Linked DNA regions of Mus musculus: all the other regions are linked to region 3. The links are chromatin loops, found by intact Hi-C in ENCODE. Cell type or tissue: heart. All regions are shown on one strand.

Evidence for each region. A loop is a pair of places that touch in the nucleus more often than their neighbours do. Peaks named below come from ENCODE experiments on the same cell type or tissue, not always from the same donor. Only the 100,000 strongest peaks of a DNase experiment are listed, where the experiment ranks them.
Region 1: it touches region 3 in a loop (3-fold over the local background); 15 of 42 quality-filtered maps call a loop at or near these places.
Region 2: it touches region 3 in a loop (2.0-fold over the local background); 5 of 42 quality-filtered maps call a loop at or near these places.

Annotation. Positions count from the first base shown.
Region 1 is chr12:31,261,454-31,269,453 of GRCm38, reverse strand. It overlaps Lamb1 (laminin B1), which reads right to left and starts at 4,161. Exons shown (of 33, transcript NM_008482.3): 1 at 3,853-4,161; 2 at 2,588-2,763; 3 at 262-397. The coding sequence starts at 3,889. It overlaps Gm32899 (a long non-coding RNA gene), which reads left to right and starts at 4,362. Exons shown (of 2, transcript XR_381427.4): 1 at 4,362-4,444. In heart, a CTCF peak has its summit at 5,763 (motif pointing right); DNase peaks (open chromatin) are centred at 2,503, 3,573, 4,203 and 7,383; H3K4me3 peaks cover 4,594 bases; H3K27ac peaks cover 6,286 bases.
Region 2 is chr12:31,295,493-31,303,492 of GRCm38, reverse strand. It overlaps Lamb1 (laminin B1), which reads right to left. Exons shown (of 33, transcript NM_008482.3): 13 at 5,732-5,867; 14 at 4,522-4,680; 15 at 3,442-3,569; 16 at 3,163-3,286; 17 at 2,283-2,487; 18 at 788-931; 19 at 358-589. Among named protein-coding and RNA genes, the nearest start is that of Lamb1, 34 kb to the right of the region's middle. In heart, a CTCF peak has its summit at 3,401; DNase peaks (open chromatin) are centred at 432, 1,012, 3,612 and 7,812; H3K27ac peaks cover 2,798 bases.
Region 3 is chr12:31,164,353-31,172,352 of GRCm38, reverse strand. It overlaps 6030469F06Rik (RIKEN cDNA 6030469F06 gene), which reads right to left and starts at 3,491. Exons shown (of 4, transcript NR_102715.1): 1 at 3,464-3,491; 2 at 3,214-3,323; 3 at 1,089-1,148. In heart, CTCF peaks have their summits at 1,391 and 4,009 (motif pointing left); a DNase peak (open chromatin) is centred at 1,422.

The sequences.
Region 1 (8,000 bases), 97 kb before region 3:
ACACAGTCCCCAGAAGCCCCCACAGGGTGAGGCCTACGCAAACTCCTTTGGTCTAGCATCAAAGGCTGCTTCCTAACAGGGCACAAACTCCAGGACGGAGGGTCAGATTTAACTGAGCAAGATGAGTGTTCCAGACAGTAATTCTGTCAAGGGCTCTAATCAGAGAACCAAGAAGCGAATCACAGTCACAAATACCCATGTGACCTTCTTCCCAGTTCCCAGGCACACTCCAAGGAACGTGCTCCCACAGGCATCACGTACCATTTTCCGATTGCCACCAGATCTTAAGGCGGTTTGGAGCAAATGTGGTGACCACGTTCTCAATGAGATGGCTGTCGGGGTTGAGGGTCTCGTGATAAGGGTCTCGGGAGTCACATATGAAGCATTTCTTGTCCTCCTAAAAGCACAACAGTAGCATGGGTCCATGAAACAATGTCATTTAAAAAAAAGTCATTAAATCCACAGAACAGAAAACAGACGACCACCTTCAAGAAAGATGAATGTGGAAAAATTATATAATATATGGCCTATTTCTCACTTTTAAACTTACTGAACTGTCCAAAATGATCCAGAAAACTATTTCTTCCTTTCTTGCAACTTAAGATCAAGAGTAAAATAGGGCATTGTTTCCATAAGCTACTAATTTAATCAAAATTAAATGTCTCCGCTTACATCTTGATCTCTGTGTGCAGCTTCCTCAGAAGTCACATGCAAAAGAGGTAACGGAGAGTTTTTGCTGACATAGTGCAAAAGGAAAGGAAAGGAAAACAAAAACAAGAACAAAACCCAAAACTGTCTGCCTGATTTTCTAAAGCCTACGTGAGGCAGGAACCATAGATGAACAAACGCATCCTGAAGGACCAGGTTCTTAGCTTCTGCTTTATCCAAGGATGGTGGATGGGGAGCAGGCTGACCTGCAAACTGCTCAGAGTATCTGGGGCAGGAAGTCCTGTGCTGGGATCACCATGAACGGAGGGCACTTCTGAGGATCCCACATGAGCACAGGCTAGAATGAGGACAGACTTTGGTTTCCATAGAAGTAAATTCATTTCTTGTTTTCTTTTTTTCTAAATGGGAGCCACAGCCACTCTAGGGTAAGATCTCTCCTCTTCACAGCATGTCACAGTGAACCAAAAACAACACTTAGGACTTCTGTTCTCATTTGGAGCTTGGCTCTGTGCCTACATTTTCTAGAATACTGATTATTTTTACATCTAAAAATGATGTTAAGCATGAAATAGCTACAGACCAATGCACATCTTATAATCAGAATTTAGTCAGAGATAATACAATGCCAATATAGACTGTACTTTAACATTTGCATCTATTTAATTAACTTCTCACCAAAAGATGGGGGATGGGGCAGGACCCCTGGGGCAGTCAGGGCTGGGGTACAAAGGGATCAGGAACTACAGTACCATGTTTTCATTCTCTACTCCTCAGTGTTTCACAGAGAGGGGAGATCCTGAGATCTCAGACAAGCATTCTACAGTGTCACAGCTAATCATACAAACAGGGGAGTCTGGCGCTCCTTGCTTTTAAGTGAAGTTTTCACTGTGGACGAAGCTGATTTCAGGATCTGGTGACTCACGGACAGAGAGCACTCTGACCTCTGAAGTAAATGTTAGCAAGACATTTTAGGAGAAATGAAAATGCTAACATTAGAAAAGGTAACATGAATTGCCTTCATTAACTTGTAGTCAAGGAAACTTGTTCTGAAGAACAATTACCAGAACTACAAAAAAAAAAAAAGTTTAATTATAGCCTCCCTCTAATCAGGAGGAAGCAGTCTAGACAGCTCTGGATAAACCTGGAAGCAAAGGAGTGGAATCCACTTGGCCATGTTGTGACGCCATTATATTACATGTGCAAAGCCCAGGTCACCCACAGACTAACACCTGTTACTGTCAGAGGCCCCATTCCATTTCCAGCCTCTTTTTATTTTTCCCCGGAGAGTGAGGTAGGGGTGGTGGGAGGACGGTGGTGGAGATAAAACTCACATTAGCTCTTATCTAAACATGGCCAATGAAATCTAAAACCTGAGACCACTTTTAGAAGCATATGCCCCTCATTAATTTCATTTCCGTCTTCCACTATGATGATGCCATGACAACCAGGGCATTTTTCAGTAAGGAAGTATGTCTGATCCTGACTGAATCACCTCGAAAAGACTTCAGCGCTTGGGGCGTCCTTATACTCAAGCCAAAGATGGAAACCCAACACCAACAATGCAAGAAGAGAACTGAACCATCTACAATACACAATTTCAAAAGGGTTTGATCAAACAGTATAAATAACAACAGAATAAAATACAGGGGACCGTACAGGGCACAGGACAGAGGCTAAGCTCATCTGCAGCCCCGGGCTTCTCCTACTGATGGTGGTGTTAGGTGGCAGGAAATGTTTGGCGGGTGCGACTGTGCAAATGGAGATTGGGACTGAGCTACTGGCTTCATCCCGGGGCTCCTCTGCTGGTTGTACTTCCTATCTGGATTGACAGCAGGATGTGGAGTCTCCTGGGCAAGCCCCTTTGATCGGCCAGGAGGAGGATGCAGCCCACAATGCATTCTCTAGACTCGTGTCTTACCTGCAGGTGGCTAACAATACAGTAGGGCTCTGGTTTGTGCAGTCCACATGTCGAAGTCACGGAGAGCTTTTGCGCTCGGCCGATGAGAAGGTCGCCAGTGGCAGGGTAGCAGCTGCCTTCTGCGCAGCCATAGCTGAACTCCGGTTCCTGAGCGCACACTCGGGTGCCCCATAGGGCTACAGAAAAGAAAAGCAACAAGGTTAGGAAGAAAGAAAAAAAAAAAAAGCAACCGACAAGCCAGGGCAAAAGAAAACAGCAGGAGGGGCAGACAGAGAGGATTAAAAAGAAAGGAGACTACATAGAAAAAACACGGTGGAGAGATAGGCGCAGAAAAGGCCTGGAAAGCTGGGACAAGGAAAAGACAGAAGGATGAAAGAAAAAAAAAAGACTCAGAATCGTCATTAGGTTTGACTAGCAGTCAGCTGAGCGCAGCACCCAGAAAATACAACTGACTTTTTTGTCTACTCTGATCTACCCCTCTATGAAAGGTGGACAGAGTGATCCGGTCACTTCGAAGTGCCTGGACCAGGGCGCAGTGAGGTTGACCCTGCCAAGCGCTGCACACCCGCTAATGAAAACCCGCGTGCACATGGCAGTGCGCGCATCCTCGGTGTGAGTGTGGTTAGTCTGGGGGCGGGGGGGGGGCACAAAAATATGTCCGCGTGCACGCGCCAGGGTCACCGGCGATTGCGCCGGGTGAGGCACCGCGTTTGCCACAGAAGCCCTGAGCTAGAGACGACTGGTGTGTCTCTGTAGTGGCTTCAACGCTTCGCCATTCCAGCAAAGCACCCGGCCCAACTGTTCATGGTGCCACCCCGAGACAAACAAGGATGGTTAATTAAAGCCACATGGCTCCAATCTGTTCCCAAGTCGAAGCCTGCTCTGGGCCCCGACACTTTTGTGCGTAATTGGTTTTTCCAGGACCCTCCGCAGTCTGCCCAGCCACAGCAGGGAGCCTGCCTTCCGCAGTGGGGAAACAGCGTTTAACTGGTAAAAGGTGCAAAGCCCTGGAGCGATCACCTCGGAAACCTGCAGGAGCGCGAGCTCTGTGCGCAGAACCCAGTGGATGCGGGTCCGCGGAGCTCCGCGTGCGCGGTCCCTGGCCACCACCGAAGCGAGAGCGGTGGCGATCTCACGGCGTCATTTCCAACCACTCTCTCTCCCCCGATCCCCCAAAACTGCCTTCAAAGCGGGGGCAAACCGGTTTGGGGGTTTTCTTCCCTAATGCCGGAGCACACCCCTCCCCCCAACCCTTACTGAGTTACCTAGGACACCAAAGGCGAACACCTGGAGCAGCCCCATGTCCAGTCCTCGCAGACGAGGGGACGCGGCACGGGAAGGAGGACGCAGCAGGCAAGCTGCCTGTCTTTTCTTCGGGTCTTCCTTTCTGGAGAGGTAGCGGGGAGAAAAGGCAAATGTTGGGAGAGAGGAGAGGGGCCCTTCCATTTCCTGCCGCTCCCACGGAAGCGGGGGCTGGGCCCAGGAAGGGGGTCAAGTCGCTTAACTACTTTGTTCTCCTCACCCGGCTGGGCGAGCGCTCAACCCGCTCCTGGCAGCCCACCGGCCCAAAGAAGGGAATTAGAAAGTTTCGCCTAGGGAGGAACCGAGGGAGGCGTCTCTGCTCATGCGCACATGGAGAGCGGGGGCGGAGGGGGCGGAGGACAGCAAGTTGGCTAGGGGTGGGGGTTGAGGTCCAGGTCCCACCTCCCCAGGCGCCTCTTTTGTTTTAAGGCAGCGTCTGCTGAAGCTGTAGGGCATTGGTACTTGAGTTCCCAGCGTGGGCTGGCGGGTCCGTTTCTGGGCGCGCTTCCCAAGTGGAGCAAGCTGGGGAGGGATGCGTCGGGGCTGGTCCCGGAGGTAGGTGTGTAGATCGGCCGGCAAAGGGGGCCGGTAGGACCTACCGCGGACTTATACATTTACGTTTATAAGAAGTGAGTCACGAAATGTGCCCAAGGCTAGGAACTCTGGCAACTAGCGCTAGAGGGAGGTGAGCTAGGTTAAGCCCTTAGAAAAAGGGTCAACCTGTCTGGCTCTTAGGAACTTGAGCTCCTATAAGCATCCTTACACCACGACTCAGGATCAAAGAGCTAGAGCTTTGCGTGGGTGGGTGCTACATGTGTGGTGTCTTCCTATTTCATAGGAAGGACACCAGTGGCTGCACATTCTTTGCGCACGAATTTATTCGGGACGTACCTATAATCTCTGGTACCCAGGGGGTTATAGCTCTGAATTCTCTTCTGTTAAAATATACACAAAATAACCTGTGTTACCTGATCCCGGGTAATTTCTTGAATTCCTTTTCCCACTTCACGGTGGAAGGGTTGACACAGCCAGGAAGTTGGAGATTTTTGATGAGACACCCTTCTCCACACTACAAACAGAATCCTGCAACCACCTTAAGCACGCAGGGAGGGGAAATGGGGGGGTGCTCTAAGGAAGCCTCTCATAGCGCTTCAAGGTTAAGTGGGGGTAAACAGAAGGTCTCTGTCACTGGGGAAACCTTAGAAAGGAAAAAGAGCTTGGGGACCACAGACCCCAAACCTTTGTAAGAGCCCAACTTGTCTGCCTTAAGTGTTCCTTAGTCTGACCCTGGAATGAGGGAGCTTAAGTCAGCTGTTAGACTAGTCAGGTGTGATTGCTTTCCAGCCATCACAAGGAGAAGGGATTAAGCGGCTGATTGGTCAGTTTTTAACTCAGCTGAAACGAAATTGGGCCTAGGGAAGTTTATAATCATTAGACCATAGAGTTCGCTGTTCTTGGAGTTTAGAAACCTGTGTTAATTATTCTCCAAATCAGCCCTTGCCCCGATGCAGTTTCTCCAGTATTTGGCCCCGCAGATGCTTGGGATTCCCAACGGCTGGCTGCACAGCCTGCAGGGATTGAGAGTACCCTACAGTCGAAAGGGTTTCATTCTGCAATGGGTGTCTAATAATATAATGCCAACCTATGCTCCTTGCTCAACCTTTAGGGCCATGAACTAAAGTTTTATATTGGTTTACATCTACCCAAGTTGCAGGTGACATTCAACTCCTCTTTTCTTCCTTCCTTCCTTCCTTCCTTTCTTTAACACTTTGGTGGTTTTTTTTTTTTAAAGATTTATTTATTTTATGTATATGAGTGCATTGTTGCTATCTTCAGGCACACCAGAAGAGGGCATTGGATCCCATTACAGATGGTTGTGAGCCACCATGTGGTTGTTGGGAATTGAACTCATGACCTCTGGAAGGGCAGTCAGTGCTCTTAACCACAATGCCATCTCTCCAGCCCACAACTCCTCTTTTCTGAGACTGGCTTTTGCTACAGTAGCAGACAAGTCCTGCTGGCCCCCTGCCCCTGGTCAGTGAACTCTCTCTTTATAAAGGGTCAGCCACCTTCAACACTCTCAAGAGACTGGCTGCTTTCCTGACCACCTCGCTCACAGGAACCAACACTACTAAAAACAAAAACTAAATAAGGGTTTTTGCGCTTGCGTGTGACGCATGTGCGTGGGGGCCATCGGTTGACATCTGGTATCTTTCTCCGTTATCCTCCTTATTTATTGAGACAGTGTCTCGTTGAATCTGGAGCTCACTGAGCCCACCTCAGACTTGCCTCCTCTTCTCTGCTAAGAGCAACATGCTCATATAAAAAGCTGCTGGATCTCTTTCATCTTAACTAGCCGTGAAAGGAGCCCTGGAGCACCGTGCAGCCCCTGTCTTCCATTCCTTCCTCTCTGTAGCCCAGGCTCTTGTCCTTAGGGTTTCTGCTTCCTCACAGCTCCACCTCTGCCCCACCACAATCCTGCCTGCTTCCATCTCTACCATGGCTCTTAGCTTGTTCAGCTGAATGCAGTGCAGTGCAGTGCAGTGTACACACACACACACACACACACACACTCACACACCCACGCCATGGTCCTCTTTGTCCCTGTAGGGACATATGCTTCAAATGACCACACCCTCCCTCTTTGAGACTCCTCCGTCCGGGCGCCCAGGACACAATTCGGATGCTTCTCCCAGGATTTGACCTTTTCTATTTCTCTTTGCCATCTCTGATCCGGTAAACACCAGTGTTCCCCAAGGTCATATCTTCTCTATTTGCCTCCATTCACACACGGTCATCCACATCCAGGGGCTCCACCAACTGCCCTTGTCCTCCTCTCTGTCCACATCTGTATCCTTTATCTGACTCAGAACTTTCTAACAGGCCACCAAGTGGCTCCACTTTGCTTATGAACAGGCACGTAAAATTGATGCACAACCGAGCTCATCCTTCCACCCACCCTCAGACAACAAGATGAGTTAACTGTCATTTGGAGTATTGGTGCCGTGGTTCACCCCTTACCTAGAAAGCCGGGGACTTTCATGTGTCCTGGTGTGATTAGCAGGGAAACAAACTTGGAACTCCGTTATTGTTAATAATGACAGTGACAGCAGAGGGTATAAATAACATGTCAATGAAGCCAGCCCAGCTCGCAAATCATGGATACATCTCCTTCAGCAACTCCTTTGACCTGACCATGAGGTCCTGCTCTGATTTCCTAGCATCTAGCTGCCTCCCCAGCCCCCCACCCCCAGCCCTGGCATTCTTATTTCCAGATCCTGTCCTCTCCAGTTAGCTCCTCCCCAGGACTCTCAGGAGTCTTCAGAATCATAGCCTTCATCATATCATTCTCTTGTTTAAAAGCTATAGTGTGTGTCCTCATGACTACTCATGTGCCCTCTATGGTGACGGAGTTGCACGTCCACTTGGCTTTTTGCACAGCCTTTCCCTCTTCCAGCATTAAGCCAGATGCAGTGTTTGTGACCCAATGCTCCAACTATGTGCTTATGCGCTTATCTCTCCCAGGAGACAATGAAGCAAGGACAAGCACCACATTTTCCCCCACCCACCCAGACACTGGCCAGCACACCACCAGGTCCACCAGAGAGGTGCTCAGTAAGCAGGGTTTGAATCAAAGTTAAGACTAGTCTCTGTTGTAAAAACATCCTTAATTCATATATGTCTAGTTACCTACTATGAATTTGTTTCTAGTAGGAGGACGTCCCTGCCCTATTGAGTTCATTTTAGGAATACTTTCGAATTTTACACATGAACAAATTCTTGCAGCTTAATAAAGTATATACAACTTCATTTTTTTTTTCCTGAAAATGTTGCAAGTTTGGGAGGAGTGGCTATCTTGGTAATCAGCCTGCTCAGGGCTTCACTCTGGCCAGCTACACTTTCATTCATACCCACCCTGGAGAACTCTCCGATTTGGAATGGGCAGGTGGGATTGCAGATTATTGCCTATTATGTCTGAGAAAATATGGGGCAGGTATCTCCTGGAGGCACGTATTATTCCCACTTGAAACACTTCCACCCAGAACCACTTTCCAGGTCATCTCATTTCCCAGGATTTAAATGCCAAGTGTGCATCATCTTACATTCTGAT
Region 2 (8,000 bases), 130 kb before region 3:
CCCAAAGGGCAGACTGTAGGTGGCTGTGCTTTGCTGAATCTCTAGCACCAAAGCAGAGCTTGGCACAGCCAGGTATGCACATACGTACTGGATAAATGAGTAAGCTTTTAGAAAATGCTGGGGTAGTCAAAAATGAAAGCGCTATTTGGAGTCTTCAGGAGATTAATTCTGTGGTTTCTAGGATAATGTTTACTTCGCCAAAGATGATGTCATTCTCTCTTTTTTTTTTCTCTTTCTGAGACAAGTCCTTATTATGTAGCTTAGGATAGCCTCAAACTCCCGATACTCTTGCCTCTGTCCCACGAGTCAACATGCCTACTCTATTATCTTGACTTTCCCGAGGTGGTGCCCACATACCTTTCGCAGTTGTGGCCCGTGGTGTAGTCCTGACAGCTCAGACACTCCCCTGTCACTGTGTCACAGTCTAGAGCATGACCATTACACTGGCAGGGCTGGCAGCTGGGAAAGCCCCAATACCCAGGGAGACATCGGTCACACTGCCGAGCATAGATGCCCTGGAAACAGTGGCACTGGCCAGTGATCGCATCGCAGAAGGCACTGGCAGACCCTTGCAGATGGCAGTCACAAGCTGCAGACAAAGCAAACAAAAACTCATTAGCTAGACAGACGTGCCGTCACCTGTGCCCAGCCACATTCACTGTGCCTCAGGGCTCATGCCATCCGGTTCGGAGCAGAATTCTGCTTTTGAAAGCCAGGGAATCCCCCCCCCCCCCCCCCCCCGGGGACCATCACAGGAATTCATTACAAAGTCTCCGATAACACCTACGTTTGCATCCGTTGGGGCCAAAGCCAAAGGTGCCCGGGGCACACCTGTTGCAGGTTCTTCCAACCACATTAGGACGGCACTGGCACTGGCCACCATTGGGGTCACACACAGAACTCAGAGATCCCTGGGGGTCACATTCACAAGCTGCAGGGAAGAGAGCAGTTAGGCTGACTGCAGGAGCAGAACATCGCACCTCCTTGCAACTGGCCCTGTCTCTCCCTCAACACGCCCTGACCCTTTCCCTACTCTGGCTCAGAAAAGTTCGGTTTAAACACATCACCCCTGTGCTGACTGGGAGAGAACCAACCAGCTGCCCTGGCAGATCAAAGCGCTTTTCTAGGCAGGAAGTCATTACAGTTTTCTCCCCTTAGCTCCAGAACTCAACTCTCTGATGACATTAAACTCCTGTGACCTTTGAAGCTGGTCTGATCTTTCCTAGAGAAAACTTTCCATTAGCTGATGCTTCCCGGACTCTCAGTCCTCAATGTTCACAGCCTACAGACAGGCTACATCCTCATACAGTGTGTCTAGTTACCTCTTGTTGGCATTTAGTCTAGGCTTCGCCCCACAGTTACCTGGCAACAGCAAGGTGTGCCTGATTCACTGTAAAAGAGGCTGCTCGCCCCCTCCTCTCTCTCTCTTGCTCTCTCGCTCTGACCTCTTGCTCCAGCTCCCCTTCTCTCTCCATTCCCTTCCCCCCTTCCCCACGCACTCATGGCCAGCCTCTACTCCTCTACTCTCTCTGCCTTTCTCTGTCTCTACCACCTCAACTCCCCTTTCCCATTCCCTGAATAAACTCTATTCTATTCTATGCCATCCCGTGGCTGATCCCTCAGGGGGAAGGGATGCCTTCGCACGGACCGCAGAGGCACCCTCTTCCCCAACACCTTACAGTACCTACACTAAACATATTCCTTCCCTCCTATCTTTCTATAAAACCCAACACCTCTCACGTGTACACTTAAGATTTATTATTTTTAATTATGTGTATGTTGGTATGGCTAAGAACACCATGAGTTTAGGGCCCATGGAGGCAGGGCTGCTGGATGCCTGGGAAATGGAGTTACAGGCGACTGTGAGCGACCCGGTGTGGGTGCTGGGAACGGAACTTGGGACCTCTACAAGAACAGCGTGTATGCTAAACCACATCACGGTCCCCTCTTTGTGAATTTCTTTAATGAGGATTCCATGTTGTTTTATTTTTCACAACAAAGTTCTATCTACTATAAAGTCCTGGATGGAACTTGTTATGCAGACCCAGGCTGGTTTCAAACTCACAGATATCTGCCTGCCTCTGTCTTGGGTACTGAGATTAAAAGGCCAACTAAAACATTTATAATAATAAAGGCAAACTTGGTTAAGATCTCATGTCCTCAAGCTGCCTCGCAGGAAGTACAGGTTTGTACCCCACTCACTGTACCTCCTGGTGTCAGAAACACTGGCTCTGTAACTACACTCTAACTGTAGCCTCTGCAGTGGCTCAAGCAATACCTACCAAGGCCCGTCTGGTGAATCAAGGCAGAAATGCTGAAGATAATGTTTCTGCAGACATCTGTCATGGGTGTTTTTACCACACTCCTGCTGTTCTCCAGACACCTGTAGCGCTGGAAGGTTTCCCAGGCACTATTGGTGACCTCCCCATCGCCTGAGCCGCCAACAGTGAAGATGTCCAGCGATTTACAGTAGGGCATGAGAACAAGCTACGAGTGAATGAGAATAACACAATGATCCCATGGATGTGCCCATGCCAAAACCATACAACAGCCTTCTGCGCTGGGAAGAGAAGCTAATGACACTCCTGACTTAGAGAACCCTTCCCAGTCATACATACTCTGTCCAGAAAATATTGAGACAGATTTCATACTGCTTGGGGGGATTTGAAACAACTGTTGCTGAAGAGGTTCACGGATCTGTGGGGAAGTGGTTTGAACACAACCTACCCAGAAAAGTAGAACCCTATTGTAAGTGTTCTAGCTCTGAGAGGGAAAGGCTACCCAGAGGAAGCTGTTCACAACTCTGAAGGAAAGGGAGCCAAAAGGTGGCTGCCTCTGCTATGGGGAGAAGCAGCAGGTAACGGGGTAGGAGACAGGCTTATATAGGGATTTGGGGGGAAGAGATTTCCACGGTGAGGATTGGTAGGACTTTTATGCTCAGGAATTGGTAGGTTTTCACATTCAAGGACTGGTGGGTTCTGGGCAAGGATTTTCACCAGGAAATGGGATCTGAACTTTCACCCTATTGCTATTGACAAAGAAGCTCTAGAGGCAGAGAGGGCCCATTCTGCCTCCCTGCCCAGCTCTGTCCCTCCACACAATACTGGGGTGGCAGCTCGGTACTTTCTACTAGGCTCTGACTGACAGGAGCCTGGTACTCACCGAGTCGATGAACGTGTAAGGGCTCTCCACGTCACTGCCCGATGCCGTATACTGGGGCAGCTCCAACCTCACCGTGTAGTTCATTCCCTTCTCAAAGCACACGGGGCGAGGGAGGACAACGTATCTGCCCCCAGACAAGGGAGAAACACAAGAAAAAAAAAAGCAAAGTTTAAGCTCCCAAGAATAGCAACAGGAAGAAAAAACAAGAGCTTATGGTGATCGTCCAACAGAGGGCCTTCCATAGCCAGTGACTCAGTCTCTAAGACCCCATCGACTGACCTTGAGCCCGGTGACAAGGACACCACCTGGTTGTCATCATCGGGAACGGTGTTACCACATCGGCTGCTGGCTGGAATCTTCCCCGGCCGCTGTACAGTGATGACAGCTTTCTCCCAGTGGTCCGGCAGCTAGAACAGGAAACAAAGAATCAAAAGGAGTATCTGTGCGAGCCCACTGTGGTCAGTCCAACTGGGAGGACCTCTCCACAGTGACTGAGTCATTAGAAAGCAGACAGTTTGCTTTCCATCCCTAACGCTTCCTCTGTTACTACCCAGCTGCAGACCCGACTAACACCTGCTTCCTCCCGGTAAGGCTCACGGAAGGACCACCTCCTGCTCAAGACAGCCTTTTCTGACCCTGGTCCTTTCTCCAAGAGCAGCTCTGGCCATTTCCTGTATCTGGCACTAAGAGTGATTCTCAGCAAACCCCTCTTCACATCTCCTTTCTTCCCTTTGGATCAGTTGATCAAAACTCTCCTTAGGGGCTATTGCGCTTCGTATACATCTCTAATCCCGGCACTCAAGAGAATGAGGCAGGATTTGAGTTCAAGGTTAGCCTCAGATACAAAGCAAGACCCTGTCCCTAAAGAAAAACACAAAACTAAACAAAAACCAGTTAACAAAAATTCCCACTCATCATAATAAGCCTAGATCTGGGAATTCCCACTCCTGCCCTGCATCTGGGTCTTTAGGGAATATTCTAGAAGCTCTGGCTCCGTGCCCTGTACATGACTCTCCCAGTGCCACTTTTTTCTGTTATAATGTCACTTTTGGCCTTTTACTACACTAGGGGGAACAGTCATTGGGCAGCGATGTTCAGGGGGAGGAAAGCTTTTGATACAGCATCATTACCTCCGTAACTCAGCCAGGTTAGGGGCCTAACAGGAGACTGCTGAATAAGAAGCTGGATTCAAAAAGTTGCATGGAGGAGGTTAGAGAAAACAGTGGCTGTTATCTATTTCAATGCAAACTTGTCTTCACAGAATGTTCTAGAAGCTATTGGGAGTAGTGTTTTTCTAGTTACAATCCCTTGAACCCCCCCCCCCCTTCCACCATGATGCATATTGATGGCTTTCTTCACCTGTGGCTCATAGCGAATCAGGATTTCATACTCCATGGAATACGGTATGTTGTCAATGAAAAACTCCAAATAAGCCCCTTCAGGCACCCGGACGAACCCAGGTCCTGTCCAGGAAGGAATGCGGTCCTGAATGTACTGCCTTTCCACCACAATGACTCCCTGGGGGGACAAGAGGACACTAGTTATTCTTTGTACGAAATGGAATTCACCTACACCTCACAGCCAAAGTCCAAAGATTCAAAACCATTTCTGTCTCCTAGCTGCAAACTCCCTGAAGATAGTAAGTCTTTAGGTTTGTTACTCTTTCCTCTCGAAAACACAAGTAATTGGTTTGCTTTTACATTTGTTGTTGGAGTCATCTCGGAACATTGGAGATGGAAGCCGAAAGTCTGGGATGTACCTTCCATGACATACCAGTGGCTAAACAAAGGGGAAAAAAACCGCATTGGCTTCTGAGCATGTCTGGAAGTGGTAAGATACTCCAGCATCTAGTGCAGTGTCCTGGGCAGTCCCTTCTTTCTCCTCCTCCCTCTTGCCAAGTACACAAAAGCAGTGTGATATGCTGGTGAGTCCTCCCTAATTAATGATAAGTCCACTCTGGTAGAATATTCACAGTTATTGGCCACCACCAAGTCCTCACCAAGAGGCACTCTCTGTGAACATGCCCAGGAACTGGTGACTACAGAGTATCAGGGGATGGCAGCCTAGGACTTTAAGAGTTCTGGCAGTTTCTTTCTTCCTTATTGCAAGTCAGAAGTTATGCTGTGAGGATGATCAGGTCAACATGTCACGTGGGAAAAAGTCTCCACGGCAGCTGTGCTTCGGTTAAGCTTCAGTTAAGCGTAAGGACCAGGCATACATTAACATCAGTAAAGTTTGGGGTGGTAAGCAAAGTATATCTGGGTCTAAAGGATGTCAGATCTACAATTACTCTGGAGCACAAATACAGAGAAGAATAGAAAATTCTTATTCTTATAGACACACCAACCAAAAGCCTTATTAGAGAACTCTCCAAAGTCTCCCTGTGTATTCCAGATCAACTCACATTTAAATACCACAGCATGTCTTCACCCTTATTTCCGTGCTGACAAGATCTAAAAGAATACTTAAGTGACATCTTTATGAAGCACTTGTATCCCCTGACAGCCTGCCCTCCCCCCCTACCCCCAAAGTGCTGCTCCACCAAGCTGTCGGAAGCTCCCCTACTTACAGGCCCCAGATTGGCTTCCTCGGCTTCGTAGATGTAGTGGTCCAGGGTGGTGAAGTAGTAACCGGACTCCACCTCGTTACACTGCCGCCCAATCATGTGGGGCAGGCAGGAGCACTGGCCGGAGTCCTCGGAGCAGCTGAGGAGGAGGCAAGCGCTCATTAGGGCTTACGGTAGGCACAGACGAACCCACTACAAGTCCTTCTGAGTTTACTATTGGGCTTGTCATGGGCCAATATTTTCATATTTCATTCAAACAATAAAGTATGCAGGGGAAAATAATATCTGTAAACAAATCCCAAATTTGACTAACACATCATCCTGAGTGTTGTGTGGCCTGGACTTTCACTCTCCTCTCTTCCCTTAGGCTCCAGCTACACCACATCAACACTTTCTGCAGACACTGCAAAACTGTTTGCTTTGGAATCTTAAACGCTGTTTTGCTTTGTTGTTGCTGTTGTTCCTTTATCTTATGCATATATATGGCTGTTCTGCCTGCATGTATGTTCGTACCACATGCATCCCTGGTCCTGGAGAAGGCCAGCAGAGAGCATTGGATTCCCTGAGACTGCAGTTTAGACAGCTGTGAGCTGCCATGTGGGAATTGAACCCAGCTCCTCTAGAAGAGCCGGTGCTATTAACCACCCAGACATCTTCCTAGGCCACTTCTGCTTTTAATTACAATTCCTTTTGTATCTGAATACCCAACTCCCTGATGGGCATCTTTGACTCAGCAGTCCTCAAAACAATGGATCCAAAGAGGTCTCCCTCCCTCCTGTGTTCTCCACTGGGCTGAGGACATCCCACCCCACACTGAGTCACCAAGAACCAACTTCTGCGTTCCTCCCCTCCACTGGACATGCTATGTTCTCTCGGTCAGCAAAGGCCAGTTTTCTAATTGGTATTCTTGTCAAATACCGAACCTCAATACAACACCTTCACATGTCTACCCCTCACTGCCCTTCTAGGAAGCACTAAGGATGTTATTTCCTGACACAATGCACAGGTGGGCTATACCTTCAAATCTCACCCTTGTCAACCCAGACCTCACCAACCAAGCTGCAGGGCTTGCAACTTTCAATGCACTAGTGACTGTGACTCCTCCCTTGGCTCGGACTGTCCCTTTAGCCTGGATGACCTCTCTATCCTAGCAGAGTGTCTACAGATTCAACTTTCCTGCTGTGGTATTTATTTCCTGACCAACAGTGTCCAGTCCACAATTCAAGCTTTCTGTGTGTGCCACTGACTTCTGTAGGCTTACTATTTACAACGAAGCCTGCCACTTCCCTAAAGTGAAGGCACTGAGCCTTCTGGTCCTACTCGGAGCCTAGACCAACTTCTAGAAGGCTTAGTTTCCTCCTACCACTCGTTCTGAGAATGTGATTCTTCCTTACTTGCATATAAAACCCAGTTGCTTTTTTTCTCCCTTATCTTAATCATTAGCAGATCTCTAACCAGCAGCTGGACTGGAAACCTCAGGGCTGGGGCTGGGCTTTCACGCCTAACTGCCCACATCCACCCAAGCCTAGTGCTCTATGCAGGGAGTATGCCCAGTGGGTGGACAAATGAATGAAGGAAAGTTAGAAAAAAATAGAGATTAAGGTAGATAAATTCTTACAATATATTATTATTTTAGATAATAAATTTATCTGTATAAACTGATATATTTATGTTTTCCTTTGCTATATTTCTTTTTTTGTTTTGTTGTTGCTTTTGTTTTTTGTTTCTATATTTCTTTGATTCTTCCCATGCTAGTATTTTATAAGTCAGATGAAACCCAAAGATGGGCATCCTCTTGTTGGTTTTATTTTCCTTAAGATGGGAGTCTCAGAAAATGGCTCATGCTGGTCTGGAAGTCACCATCATCTTCCTACCTCAGCCTGCCTGTTGGGATTTCAGACCGAATCCCACACCTGGCTTCAGGCATCCATTTCCACTGCAGTAAAAGTCAAAATGTGATTTATAGCCTTACTTAAGCCCACTCCCAAAGTTTAGGGGACCTCAAGCCTCAGGCAAGCTGCAGCTCCAGCATAGAACAGGCCCCAGCTTGCTTGAAACATCTCACCCAGCTGTCACCGGCCAGTGGACACCCTCCCTTGCACCACAAGTCATTACCCCGCAGGACTAGGAGTTCTTAAAGCCACAGAACCAGTTCCCAGGAAAGGAAAGCCTGTTCTAATTAGGATCCAGCACTTCTGGCCACCAACAACTCTTCAGAAATCCAGTCACCAGACACTGCAGCATACATATTGACCCTCTTCCTCTACTGCAG
Region 3 (8,000 bases):
TTTCTTATCTCCTCTACCTATGTGTTTCTAGTAAAGTGATTTAAAATTTTAGTCCTAAACTATTCCCTTGGAGGCATATGTTTCTTATTTACCAGCTACATTTCTTCAGACACATCAAGGTCAATGTTCTTTTTTAGGTTAACTTTTTGTTTTTCTCTGTCTAAAATATCATGGTGGGCTGCCAAGAATTGAGAACAAAGAAAAGAGCTGTGTTTAAACTTCCCAATTGCACCGTACGGTTCTTATGGAGTAAGAATGTTTAATTTAACTAATTTTAGAATATACACGGTCATATATTTAGTATTGTCTGTGAAAAATTCAATGGTTCATTTCCCACAGGAACCTAAAATATATCTATATCCAAGTTGTTACTGTTTTTATTAAGAGGTCATTTAGAACATTTTTAGTCAGAGAGAGATGGGGAAGCTGGTATGGATTATATACATGACATAAGAGAAAGGCTGTGTAGAGTCTGAGACAAAAAAGATATGTGTGTGTGTGTGTGTATGAGTATGTATAAGTGAGTGTGTGTGTAAGTGTATGTATGTGTGTAAGTATGTATATATGTATGTGTGTGTATGTGAGTGTGTGTGCATGAGTATGTGTGTATGTGAGTATGTGTGTGTAAGTGTATATATGTGTGTGTAAGTATGTGTGAGTGTGTATGTGTGTGTGCATGAGTATGTGTGTATGTGAGTATGTGTGTGTAAGTGTATATATGTGTGTGTAAGTATGTGTATGTGAATGTGTGTGTGTGTGTGTAAGGAGGGGCAGTACACACAGAGGTCAGAGTTGATTCTTTTTCTACCACATGAGTTCTGGGGATCAACCATAAGTAGTCAGGCTTGGGAACAGGTACCCTTAGCATGGGTCATCTCTCAGGCTGGAGCTTGCCAGTTTCTGTGCTGTGAGGACTCATTCTACAGGGCACTGAATAATAAAACAAGAACACCATTCCAAGTCTCCTTTAGGCAATGGCCATGGAGACCCATATATCACAATGAAAGGGGGTTCCTGGCAAATACACACAATACACTCTTTGAGGTATGTTCAAGATTTGACAGCATGGGTGTGGCAAGAACACTGACCTGTTTCCACGTCACAGGTGGATAGTAGTGGCAGACTCCCAAGAGGGTGGCAGTTAACGTCTGAAAGCATAGCATAGACATTTATAGTCACTTTTAATCCCCGACTCTCATAAATGTTGTTCATAGCTCACATTGAGCAAAATGCACAGTTTAAGAATAAAGAGGCTTGCTCTGCACAATCCGCTGCTTGTCTGGATGTGTGATTATCTACCACATTCAGCCTCACAGAGAAAAATCGCATGCCAGATGCTTCACGGTCCCCATGTGGTTCCACTCGATGGCAGCTAGGCAGAGCCAAGCCAGCGTAGGAGAGTGTGTAAGCCGCAGGGCTGGCTTGGCTCTTCTGGGCTTAGACCAGAGCGGTGACTCAGGCAGGCCATTGCCAGGGCACAAGTATCACCCACAGCTCCCTCTCTGGCAGATGCTTCTCTCATCCCTCGCTGTCTCTTTGTTACTTTTTCCTCCTTGTTCTCCACCTTCTCATTCTCCTCTCCCCACAGACATTTCTTAGACCTACTTATGTTGGAGATGCTGAGAAGTCGCCACGGGAAAGCAAAGTGTACCCTCTTACTGTGGGAAAATCTTGTGTTCAAGGAAACCACAAAAATGTCCAACAAAGAAAGAATGGGTGAGTTAAATGTGCTCTAGTTATTCAGTGCAATGCTTCTCAGTGATAAAGAAAAGTACTGAGGATACAGTGGGGTGAACCTTGAAAATATTAGAAAAAAAGAGAGACAAGAATGAATATGATTCTTACCTGAAATACCTCTAATAAGTGAATCCACAGTGATAGAAGAAGGTTAGCGCTTTAGATGAAGGTGGGTATGTGGGAGGGTGGGCACGTGTCAATTAAAGGGAGGGTAGCCTTTTACCTTTCCTCTATTCTCTTGGGCAATACACATATTACAAAACTTACCATCTTAACCATAGTTCAGTGCATCAAGTCATTCACTCAATTGTGCAACAAACCTCGAGAACCTTCTTTCTTGCAAAACTGAAAACTCTATCTGGTAACCAGCAACGTTCTGTGTGTTTTCTCCTCAACTCTGATAACTATCATTCTCCTTTCTGTCTCCATGAGTGACGGTGCCTCTGGATAGCTGCCTCATGTAAGTGCAATCTCATAGTTTTGGTCGTTTGTCTGACTTGTTTCACCTCCTATAATATCCTTAAGGCTTATCTATGTTGTGATATCCAATATTTTGTTTATCCACTTATCTTTGGTTGGACACTTCGGTTCCCTCTAGCACCTGGTTATTTCTAAGGGTCCTGCCAAGAGTAACAGGATACAGACCTCCTTTCAAAACTCTGCTTCTAATTTTTTTTAGGTGTATATCCAGAAGTGAGGGGTTCATTTGAGGTGAAGAAAACATGCTAAACTTAATTGTGTTGATATCCACACATCTTTTGATAGAACCCAAACTATTGATTTGTACTATCTGTCTGTACGTGATTTCTGTCAATAAAGCCATTGCACACAACACAAACATGTACTCACACAGATACATGCATGCATATATACACACATACACACGTACACACAAACATGTGCCCACCCATACACAAGCCCACACATAGGCTCACATGTAAACACATACCCAGACACACACAGAGATGTGTGTGTGCACACACACCTAAAACAATGCCAGTGCTCAACCCATTCTCGAAGGGGATCATGTTACTCAGTGAACAGGGAGAAGCCTGGTGTGCTGAAGTCTGTGGAACCTGGATTGGCTGCATCATTGAACCTAATCGTCACAACCTTCACGTTTTCTTTAAGTCTTCAAAAAGCATCTATGACAACAACTCAGCCTGAGCTTGCTAATAAAGCTACCCAGGCTCATTCACTGGACAAAAACATGGAACATGACGCTGTGACCCAGAGGAAACCACTTACCAAGATTCTCAAGGGTGCTATAGCCCTGTGGAGCCCAAAGGTTCACTGTCCCAAAGCTAAGCATCTGCCCATTTGGTCCTAGAAAAGTACTGATGCCTCCTTCCCTTTCACTCTTCCCTTGGTTCCATTTCTTTCTTGAATTGATCCTTCTTGAATCAGTGTTAGAAGGGAATTGAGAAGAAAGGGGTAAAGTAATTAATAAATAAAAAGAGGGCTCTGGTGACATACCTCAGTCCTTAAGGGTGCCGGTCACCATACTTGATGACTTGAGTTTCATCTCTCAGACCCACATAGTGAAAGGCGAGAGCCGACTTCCCGCATTGTCCTCTTATGTCCACCTGGGTGTACACACGTGTAAATAAATGCAATAAAAATACAGCAATCACCACTTGAAAATCACCCCAGAGCCTATCATCATGCATAAAGTAATATAACAAACTTGTAAATTCTAGTATTAACTGGTTAACAAGGCAGGCACCTCCACTGGCAGCCTTCTACATGAACATTCCTTTGAAGTGTCCTCTTCCTTTGTTTCAGCTAAAAATTCTTGAGAAAAATAAACTGCGCATACTCAGAAGTGTTTCTGTCACAGTAACCTTTCAGATGTGTGCTGCATGGCCTTGAGCTAACCATGGCCAGAATGCATTTGCCATTGTCCTTGAGTTAGAAACTTCAACTGCACATGCTCTGCAATGTGTACTTGAAACAGCTTGCTCAGGAATGTGCCCCCTGCCCCAAGTGTTTTCCTTTATGAAGAGAAATAGCTTCTCCAGATTCCATACTTTACTTTTGGAATAGCTGTGGTATTCTTCATACCTGTGATAGACATAAGGCTTCCTTCATTTGCCTTCTGGCTGAGTTTCTTTGCGCTGTGAGAACCAAGGAGGCTCCACTGTACTCTGTTACATTGACAGAAGGTATGCTTCCATGGGTTTCACAATTTGCAATGAAATTTTTTGATATTTCTTTGGTTCGCTCATTTGGAGGGGAGGAAATATGAGCACCCTCTGCTGGTCATTTATGATAACGTAAGTGAGCCTCAGAGAAAAGCTGTCTGTTGACTTCCTAGTTTGTGGGAAGGATTCAGTGTGAACAGGCCTCTTTTGAGGTTTTAATGAGGGACCCTGAGGACTGAGACAGCAAGCAAGACTCAACTTTAACTCATACCCCAGTTTGCTTCCCAGGACTTAGCCAGGTAACCAAGCGGGTCAAAGCGCCTCAGTTCAAAGTGGTTGTGTTTGTACTGTCACAGCTGGCTCCTTCACATTCTCTTTGCACAGCGTCCCCACTCTTGTCAGATAGACAGGTCATTCACATAAAAACTAAACAGAAATACAAGCTGAGGCCATAAACCAAATGGCTCTAACAGATATTTACAGAACATTTTATCCAAACACAAAAGAATATGTCTTCTTCTCAGCAGCTCATAGAACTTTCTCTGAAATTGACCATGTATTGGAACACAAAGCAAGCCTCAATAGGTTCAAGAAAACTGAAATAATACCTTTCATCCTATCTGACCACCATGGATTAAAGCTGGTGTATTAGTTAGGGTTTTACTACTGTGAACAGACACCATGACCAAAGCAAGTCTTATAAAGGAAAACATTTAATTGGGGCTGGCTTACAGGTTCAGAGGTTTGGTCCATTGTCACAAGATGGGCGCATGACAACATCCAGGCAGACATGGTGCAGGAGGAGCTGAGAGTTCTACATCTTTATCTGAAGGCTGCTAGCAGACTACTCACTTCCAGGCAGCTAGGACTAGGGTATTAAACCCTAGCCCACAGTGACACACTTACTCTAACACGGCCAAATGTCCTAAGAGTGCCACTCTCTGGCCCAAGCATATACAAACCATCACAGCTGGATATCAACAACATAAGCAATAAGAAGTTTACAAATTTGTGGTGATGGAATAATTCGTTACTGAATCAGAAATTGAGGGATTTCATTATCAGTGCTGAAATCAATAAAATAGAAACATAAAACAATAAAAAGCAATACAAAAATCATTGAAACAAAAAGTTAATTCTTTGAGAAAAATCAATTAAGATTGACAAGCCTTTAGCCAAATTAACGAAAATACAGAAAAGAGAAAGAGAGTGAGAGGATGCAAAATTTACCCAATTAGATAGGAAAGGGGGACACAACACAGACACCAAGGCAGTCCAGAAAACCATAAGGACAAACTTTAAAAACTATACTCAACCAAACTGGAAAATCTAATAGAAACGGGTAATTTTCTTAATACATACTGTGAATCAAGTTAAATCAATATCAGATAAGTAACTTAAACAGACCTATAACTCCTAAAGAAACAGAAAAAGTCATTAAAAGTCTCTCTCCCTTACCTAAAAAATACCCAGAGATAGATGGTTTTAGTGCAGAATTCTATTAGACTTTCAACGAAGAGTTAACAAAAATACTCCTCAAATTATTCCACAAACTAGAAACAAAAGGTGCATTGTCTAATTTCTTTTGTGAGACCACAGTTACTATGATACCTAAACAACATAAAGATCCTACCAAAAAAGTGAATTATAGCCACTTTCCCTTATGAACATAGATGCGAAAATTCTCAATAAAGTACTTATAACCCAAATCCAAGAACTTATCAAAAATATTATCTGCCATGATCAAGTTCAAGTATGCTTCATTCCAGAGATGCAGGAATGGTTAAACATAACTATAATATAACATTTATCATAGAAATTGATCAATGTAATCTACCACATAAGCAAGCTAAAAGACAAGAAATACATGACAATCTCATTTGATGCAGAAAAGGCCTTTGACAAAAATCCCCCTTCATGATAAAAGTCCTGGAGAGATTATGGATACAGAGACATACCTCAACACATTAAAGACAGTTTATATCAAGTCCACACCCAACATCAACCTAAATGGAGAGAAACTGAAAGCAATTGAGGAACAAGGTAAGGTTGTCTATTCTCTCTATACCTATTCAATATAGTATCTTAAGTAGTCCGAGCAATAAAAGGCCTGAAGGAGATCAAAGGGATACACAATGGAAAGGAAGAAAGCAAAGCAAGGTATCTTTATCTTCAGATGATATGATAATATATGTAGGTGTACCAAGAAATTAAACAAGAAACTCTTACAGCTGAGAAACACCTTCAGCAAAGTAGATGGATACAAGATTAACTCAAAAAAATTGGTAGCCCTTCTATATAAAATTAATAGACTGAGAAAAAACCCAGGAAACAATATCCTTCACAACATCTTCAAAACATTATAAAATAACTGAACACATAAACATGTTTATGATAAAAACCTTAAGACATTGAAGAAAGAAAGTGAAGAAGTTATCAAAAGAAAGATCTCTCATGCTCACGGACTGGTAGAATTAACATAGTAAAAATGGCCATTCTACCAAAGGCAATTTACAGATTCAATGCAACCTCCATTAAAGTTCTAACACAAGTCTTCACAGACCTTGAAAGAACAATTTTCAGCTTCATATGGAAACACAGAAAACCCAGGAAAGCTAAAACAATCCTGAATAATAAAAGAACTTCTAGAGGTATTAACATCCCTGAACTCAAAGTGTACTTCAGAGTTATAACAATAAAAACAGCATGGTATTAGTATACACACAGAAAAACACATTTGATTATTGGGATAAAATTGAAAACCTGGACATTAATCTACTCACCTATGGAGACCTGATTTTTTTTTTTTTATAAAGAAGCCAGAAATATACACTGGAAAAAAAAGACAGTATCTTCAACAAATGGTGCTGTCAAACTGGATATCTGCATGTAAAGAATGCAAATAGATCCATACTTATGACCTGACACAAAACTCAACTCCAAATGGATCAAAGACCTCAAAATATACCAGACATACTGAATCTGATAGAAGGAAAAGTGGGAATAGCCTTGAACTCATTGGAACAGGAAAAGACTTCCCAAACAGAACACTTTTAGTACAGGCACTAAGACCAACAATTAATAAATGGGGCCTCATGAAAATGAAGTTTCTGCAAAGCAAAGGACACTGCTATTTGGACAAAGCATTACCCTACAGAATGGGAAAAGAATATTTTCTCCCCCAACTACACATCCAATTGAGGGCTAATATCCAACATATATAAAGAACCTAACAGGCATTATCCTGAGTGAGGTAACACAATCACAAAAGAACTCAAATGATATGTACTCACTGATAAGTGGATATTCGCCCAGAAACTTAGTATACCCAAGATATAAGATACAATTTGCAAAACACATGAAACTGAAGAAGAACGAAGACCAAAGTGTGGACACTTTGCCCCTTCTTAGAATTGGAAGCAATCACCCATGGAAGGAGTTATAGAGACAAAGTTTGGAGCTGAGACAAAAGGATGGACCATCTAGAGACTGCCATATCCAGGGATCCATCCCATAATTAGCCTCCAAACGATGACACCATTACATACACTAGCAAGCGTTTGCTGAAAGGACCCTGATATAGCTGTCTCTTGTGAGACTAGGCCGGGGCCTAGCAAACACGTAAGTGGATGCTCAGAGTCAGCTATTGGATGGATCACAGGGCCCCCAATGGAGGAGCTAAAGAAAGTATCCAAGGAGCTAAAGAGATCTGCAACCCTGTAGGTGCAACAACATTATGAACTAACCAGTACCCCGGAGCTCTTGTCTCTAGCTGCATATGTATCAAAAGATGGCCTAGTTGGCCATCACTGGAAAGAGAGGCCCATTGGACATGCAAACTTTATATGCCCCAGTACAGGGGAATGCCAGGGCCAAAAAGTGAGAATGGGTGGTGTCTTAGTCAGGGTTTCTATTCCTGCACAAACATCATGACCAAGAAGCAAGTTGGGGAGGAAAGGGTTTATTCGGCTTACATTTCCATACTGCTGTTGGTCACCAAAGGATGCAGGACTGGAACTCAAGCAGGTCAGAAAGCAGGAGCTGATGCAGAGGCCATGGAGGGATGTTCTTTACTGGCTTGCCTCACCTGGCTTGCTCAGCCTGCTTTCTTATAGAACC